2 separate regions of the Homo sapiens genome follow, and region 1 is linked to region 2. Evidence: chromatin contacts called from ENCODE Hi-C data. All regions are on one chromosome and are shown on one strand. Each heading gives the region's core, a stretch centred on a gene start or an enhancer-like site at or near the end of the contact. The rest is flanking DNA. Distances are from core to core; before and after follow the strand shown. Region 1 overlaps SGIP1 (SH3GL interacting endocytic adaptor 1). Region 2 overlaps PDE4B (phosphodiesterase 4B).

The links. A loop is a pair of places that touch in the nucleus more often than their neighbours do. Pooled maps may share reads with other maps.
Region 1: a map of chondrocyte shows a loop between it and region 2 (2.5-fold over the local background). The contact joins two enhancer-like sites. A Hi-C loop is called at or near these places in 4 of 168 maps with a recorded cell type or tissue (A673, CD4-positive, alpha-beta T cell, PC-3 and 1 more), 3 of 37 single-sample maps with no recorded cell type and 8 of 50 pooled maps.

Annotation. Positions count from the first base shown.
Region 1 is chr1:66,726,848-66,730,776 of GRCh38, forward strand. It overlaps SGIP1 (SH3GL interacting endocytic adaptor 1), which reads left to right. Exons shown (of 25, transcript NM_032291.4): 20 at 2,417-2,572. Among named protein-coding and RNA genes, the nearest start is that of DYNLT5, 24 kb to the right of the region's middle. Within about 2 kb of position 2,449, at least 2 of the 41 ENCODE cell types and tissues checked have a DNase peak (open chromatin) inside an H3K27ac peak, as active enhancers do.
Region 2 is chr1:65,977,899-65,981,325 of GRCh38, forward strand. All of the region lies in intron 3 of PDE4B (phosphodiesterase 4B), which reads left to right. Among named protein-coding and RNA genes, the nearest start is that of PDE4B-AS1, 71 kb to the right of the region's middle. Within about 2 kb of position 1,418, at least 3 of the 41 ENCODE cell types and tissues checked have a DNase peak (open chromatin) inside an H3K27ac peak, as active enhancers do.

The sequences.
Region 1 (3,929 bases), core at 1,199-3,698, 750 kb after region 2:
GTAATTCCAGCAGTTCGGGAGGCCAAGGCAGGAGGACTGCTTGAGGCCAGGAGTTTGAGACTACAGTGAGCTATGCTCACACGACTGCACTCCAGTCTGGGTGACAGAGAAAGATCCTGTCTCAAAAAGGAAAAAGAAAATACAAATGAAACTTTTGTGACCTTCGGTTTGGCAAAGATTTCTTAAATAAGACACCGAAAGAATGACTGGATTAGATATAACCCATAAAAGAATAAATTGATGAATTAAAAACTTCTGCTCTTCAAATGTCCTTTTAAGAGAAAGAAAAAACAAAACAAGCCACAGACTGGGCTGCAAATTATATATCTGATAAATGACATTCCCAGAATGTATAAAGAAACCTTGACATTCAATAAGAGAACAAACAACCCTATTTAAAAACTTGGCAGACAGTTTAAGCAGAGGATAACTGATGACAAGCACATAAAAGATGCTGATGATCCTTAGCCATTATGGAAATGCAAATTAAAACAACAAGAAGATACCACTACTCACCTATGAGAATGGCTAAGATTAAAATGATCAGTTCTACCAAGTGTTGGTGAGAATGTGGAAGAACTAAAACCCTCATGCACAGCTGTATTTTCCACTTTAGAAAACAGTTAGGCAGTTTCTTTGAGAGTCTACACCTATTATGTGAGCTAGTGACTCTCCTCCTGTGTACTTACCAAGAGAAATGACAGGGTATATTCATACTAATACCCGTACACGCGTATTCATTGCACCTTTATTTGTAATAGGCAAAAACTGGAAAGAAGCCAAATGTTCTTCAGTAGGTGAATGTATTTTTTAAAACTGTGGTATACCCATACACTACACAGCCACAAAAAGAAATGAACTATTAGTGCACACAACTACATGAACAAGTCTCAAAATAATTATGTGCAGTGAAAGAAACAAAAAATCACACACCTTACAATTCTGTTATATGAAATTCTAGAAATTGCAAATGAAGTTATAGTGAAGCATATTAACTCTTGCCTAGGGACAGGGAAAGGAGGCAGTGGGAGAGATTACAAAAAGGGATTGCAAAAAAGCATAAGAAAACTTTCAGGGATGATGGAAATGTTCATTTTCTTAATTGTATGATGATTTTACATCATATAATCTCATGGAGTTTTACACTGTATATAAGTTCAGTTTATTATATATCAATTATATCTTCATAAAGCCTTTTTTAAAAAAAAAGAATTGTTTTTCCTTCCACGCTATCATCCCATTGTGTTAACTTATATGACTGAGTTTACAATTTTGACCAAATAGACAAATTAATGGAATGAAGAACTAGTTAAGTGCAAGGCAAAAACTTTACCTCATGAGTACATAAAACAACATGCTAAAGGCATTACTCATGTTACTCGAAGAGCTAAGTAAGACAAGTCCAGGAAATAATGTGATAACATTGTACAATATACTATCTTCAAATATGCTGCCAAAGATTCAGAAATCAAAGTGAGGGAGAACCACCAGAGTAGAGGATTCTATTCATGAGGTGAAGCTATAGACTTCTACAGAAAGAGAAAAGCTGTACTTTTCTTCTTACATTTCAAAACACATAAAACAAAATAGTCACTTTTTAAAATAAGTGCTGACCATTGAGTTCTCAGATAAGTTAGAAATGATACACTGCTGGTGAGAGTGTAAATTAATTCAACCATTGTAGAAAATAGTGTGGTGATTCCTCAAAGAACTAAAAACAGAACTACCCTTTGACCCAGAGATCCCATTACCGGTTATATTCCCAAAGAAATATAAATCATTCTATCATCAAGACACATGCATTGGTATGTTCATTGCAGTACTCTTCACAATAGCTAAGACACAGAGTCAACCTAAACGGCCATCAATGATAGACTAGATAAAGAAAATGTGTTACATATACACCATGGAATACTATGCAGCCATAAAAAAAGAATGAGATCATGTCCTTTGCAGGAACATGGATGGAACTGGAGGCCATTATCCTTCCCAAACCAACACAGGAACAGAAAAACAAACACCACATGTTCTCACTTATAAGTGGGAGCTGAATAATGAGAACATGTTGACAGAAAGAGAGGAACAAAAGAAACTAGGGCCTGCTTGAGGGAGGAGGATGGGAGAAGAGAAAAGTTCAGAAAAAAAAAACTGTCAAATACTATGCTTAGTACCCAGGTGACAAAATAATCTGTACACCAAACCCCCAAGTCACATGTTTACCTATATAACAAACCTGCACATGTACCCCTGAACCTAAAATAGAAGTTAAAGTATTTTTTAATGGAATTGTAAGAGCCTGCCTTTTATCTCTTCTGCTATTTAACATTGCCTCATAAATTGTTTTTCACAGCAGTTTTGATTCAGTGTATTGACATGGATTTTCTCTCTCTTTCCTCTCTGTGTTTTGATATGCCAGATGTATCGTTAAGATTACCGGAGAAATGGTGTTGTCATTTCCTGCTGGCATCACCAGACACTTTGCCAACAACCCGTCCCCAGCTGCTCTGACTTTTCGGGTGATAAATTTCAGCAGGTTAGAACACGTCCTGCCAAACCCCCAACTTCTCTGCTGGTAAATATGATTTTGCATAAATTTTTCAGAGATACATGTGGCTTAGTACTTTGTACTTAGATGAGGGATATATCTTAGCAACAGGGTCGCACTATAGTGAAATTACCACCACTCAGATATATTTGTAGATTCAAGCACAGAACTTTTACCAGCTATCAAAATTTGTTGTGGGTGGTTGTGTGTGAATGTGTGACTGCATATGCATATACGTGTTTTAATGGCCAACTATCTCAAGTGGTTAGAGAGACAGGGTAAGAAAATCTGTATCAGCAACAGTTTGTTCATCGTCTGTTTTACTCATTATCAACAGACAGTGGATGACAATGGTGGGAAATGAGCCAAATAACAAGAATAAAATCCTTTCATTGTATGAGCATCTTTTTATTTTTATTTTATTTTTGAGATAGAGTCTTGCTCTGTTGCCTAGGCTGGAGTGCAGTGGCACCATCTCAGCTCTCTGCAACCTCCGCCTCCTGGGTTCAAGTGGTTCTCCTGCCTCAGCCTCCCAAGTAGCTGAGATTACAGGCGCCCACCACCACACCTGGCTAATTTTTGTATTTTTAGTAGAGATGGGGTTTCGCCATGTTGGCCAGGCTGGTCTCAAACTACTGACCTCAAGTGATCTGCCTGCCTTGGCCTCCCAAAGTGCTGGGATTACAGCCATGAGCCACCACGCCTGGCCTTCTTTTTAAATCAATTGTGTGTGTAGGTGTGACTGTGCATGTGCATATGCATAATAAAGACATCAAATTCAGGTTTAATAGTTAATACAATTTCATTGTAATGATCATTGTTTTGATGGAATTTTACATGTATGACATAAAAGAAACTTATGCAAATATGTTTATATCAATGTAATTTTTCACATTTTCTAACTATTAAACCTGAATTTGATGTCTTTATTATGCATATGCACAGTCACACAAACCCACATGCATGCATGCTATTAAAATGATCAATTATACAAGTTAATTATTTGCAGTGAATGAGCTGAAAGAAGTCTTCTTGACAGCTTCTCCATCAAGTCCTGATGTTCATCTACAAACCTCTCTCTGAAGTGGCCACTTTTTTCTTTACTGCCACCTCCCTTGTCCAAGTGACCACTGTCTTTTCCCCATACCACTGCAATTGCCTTCTCTCCCTGAATCCAATCTTGCCCCTCTCCAATACATTTCAACAGCCAGGTGGTCTTTTGTGAGTAAATCAGGTCTCCTTTGTTCACAACTCCCTGGTGGCTTCGCATTACACCTGTCCCAGAATCTAAACCTGTTACCATTGCCTTTGAGGCCTTGAGTTGTTTACCCTTGTCTGCCTCTCCATTCTCATCTCCCACCATCCTGCCTCAGAATCCTTTTAG
Region 2 (3,427 bases), core at 168-2,667:
TTTAAATGAATGTGATAATACTTAGAGCATATTTTACATCCTGCAAAGGAGTATACTATTCAAATATTTGTGCCAGATTGCGTTGTAAATGCAGCACCATTTAATTTTAATTTAATTTAATTTTTAATTTTTTTTTTTTTTTTTTTGAGATGGGGTTTTGCTCTTGTTGCCCAGGCTGGAGTGCAATGGTGCGGTCTCAGCTCACTGCAACGTCCGCCTCCCAGGTTCAAGTGATTCTCCTGCCTCAGCCTCCAGAGTAGTTGGGATTACAGGCGCCCACCAGCACACCCGGGTAATTTTTGTATTTTTAGTAGAGATGGGGTTTCACCATGTTTGCCAGGCTGGTCTCGAACTCCTGATCTCAGGTGATCCACCCGCCTTGGCCTCCTAAAGTACTGGGATTACCAGTATGAGACACTGCTCCTGGGTGCACTACCATTTAATTTTAAATTTTCACTTATTAGTTCACTTGAATTGCCCTGAAGAATACTTGGTCCGAACATTTACATCTATGGATAAGGCACTGAGAAACAGAAAGCCTGAAGGAATTTCTCAAGGATGATGAAGAACCTGGCTTAGGTTTGATCTCAAAACACAGACTCCTTATAAATAATTCACTCACTTAGGTCATTCTCCTCCATGATTGCTCTTCAGTTTACCAGAGGTTTAATTTGTTTCCCCAAGTATTTTCACATGCAGATTCTTTATATATTACTGTATTTTTGTGCTTAGTAATCTTAATAAAAATATCAAGAGTACTGTTTAGGAAATATGTTATCTATGGCAAAATAGTTCTTAATTATAATGTAGTGTTTTTGGACAGTATAAATGATAGCTTAGAATTGAAAAGAGAATTACTATGCTTACCATAAATCTCCTTGACAACAAGTTCAATGTTTTGAATACTGAATCATTTAGAATTTTATGCAGATTTATAGGTCTCTCACCTTGGCATCTCATTCCTTTTTTATACATCTGGGATTTTAACAGATGTATAAAATCTGTTATAATTATTACTGCTTTATTTATCCCCATAATTGTTACTGCTTTAACAAATATTTTTGGCCGTCCAACTCATTTGTATTTGAAATGTTTGCCTAGTTTTTACTATCATCATCATCATCCATCATCTTCATCTTTCTTCAATATTTATTGAGCTTTGAAAAACTGTGAAAATCAACTTCAAAGAACATCTTGATTACTTTACTGAAATGAAGGTCCTTATTGGAACCCTCACTCCAGAAAAAAAGAAGTGATTCACAGATTCTGGGTCTTCTTTCTAAGGGATATATAATGTCAGTTAGGCAGTTACCATCCCCCAAACTGCTTGCTTCTCATTTTGTAATGAAAAGAAAGCTCTCTCAGCATATAGTATTCTGTACAGATTGCCTTCCTGCCTTTGGCGGAGCTCCTGTTTCTCTGTGAATCATTCCTTGGTACACAGTGTTACCATTGTGTTATCTGAAAGAGCGAATCCTGCTGGGTGGTGGTGCCGCTACTCCATTGGGAAGGTCACAAGTTCATGTCTGCTTTGCCTTCTGTCTAGTGAAATGTGTTCCCACTAAGGAATAGAGAATTGCAATATTTTTCTGCTTATGGAAGGTCAGGCGTTCAGTGGTACCCTAGCAGTGTTGGCTAAAAGGCCATCAATAGTGGCAAATTCAAGGCAAGGCTTAATCTTGCCTGTTGTCTATCATTCCACATGTTTTTTTACACCTCTTCTCAGTGGCTGAAAAATGAATTTGCTTAAGGACTTGGTTGAAGTGACTGAGGATGAAGCAGGAGGCCCTTAATGGGACCCTGGAGTGAAAGCGCTTGCAGTTTAACTAAGTGGTCTTTATTGATTAAGCAGGCATTTATTGAACATCAGCTCTATGCCAGACACTGCTTTAGGTGCTGGAGTTACTGAGGTAAATGAAACACCAAAGGTCTCTGTTGTTTCAGGGCTTTTATTCTAGTGGAGGTGTCAGGCAATAGCAATGGCAGAGAGTGAGTGACAGAAGCTGTTAGGAGATTAAAGCTGAGGAAGGTACGAGAAAGGGCAGGGCTGTTGTTTTACATCAGGTCATTAGGGACAGACTTTCTGAGGAGAAGACGTATGAACAGAAGAGAACCATAGAAAGATCTAGAGAGAGAGCTTTCCAGAAAGAGGTAAAAGCAAACAGATCCTGAAGTGAGTGTGAGTCGCCATGAGACGGGTGCCACAAATTCAACATTTGTTTGAAATAAGAATATTTTGTTGATAATGATTATACACATCTATATAAAATACATTTGAAAACACGACATTATGCACAAAAAACCATCACCACTTTTAAAAATATGTGTATATAATGAAGGTATAAAATAATATTTTCTGTCATAAATTTTTCCCCAGTAGAGCCATCATAGGGTTAAAACAATATGTTTTATACATAATGTACTGTAACTGCTTTTTTAACAACTGAAAATGTACAGAAAAATGGTGTTTTGACTGTCTATCTTTAGTCTTCAGCTGTTGCTGTCACGATTCAGAAATTTGGATCTCTGCCTTAAGAAGCACATTTTCTTAGCTATAAAAAAATCTGATGGAATCTACAACTGTAATCATAGGCTGTGACTTTAGAATATAAATCACTTGTTATAAAAGGGGGGTGTTGGTGTTTCTTTTCTTTTCATTTGATTCTCATTTGTGTTCTCAATATGCTTTACTTTGAGTTTGTTCGTATTTGGATGAAGATAAAATTTTCCTTGGCTTCAGTGTGTGGCAAGCAGTGCCCATTTATTTTAATAGATACTGTACCAACTAAATCCCAATATGTGTCAGGAAATTCAGAAAACTGAACCCAGAAATGATGCTAGACACAGATAGAAAGGAGGACTTCAAAAATTCCTACATGTTACTTTGGTGATTGGTGTGAAGGAGTACTTTATAGTATCTTCTAAAAGTACAGTTACTTTCAGAAAAATGAGAAAAATTTAAAAAGATTAAAAAACACAGTATCATTAGAATTTGGTCTCTTGCCTCTAAATTTTCTAAATTACCAAAAATAAAATAAAAGAAATTTATTGGCTATAGATAATATAGCACAAATTGGATAATTTTAAATCTCAGACATGTAAAATCAGTACAGATTTCACACCAAAACACTATTTGTAGCAATAGTAGCCATGAGAATTAAGTATCTGACCTGGGAGGCCCCAAAATATCAATCTCAGGTGTGTCCGTTAGAAGGTAAAAAATCTGGAAATAGAATCCTGAGATGATATTTCTACCTATAATACTTAAGGTAAAGAAAAGGAGGTACATAAGAAACGTTTCTAGATTTTAACACAAGAGACAAATAAATTCTTTTTGACATGAAAGACAAATAAATTTTGAGTTGCAAATGAGTGAACATGCCAAGGTACGTTAAACTAATATACTTTCTTCCAAAACTGGCTTAAG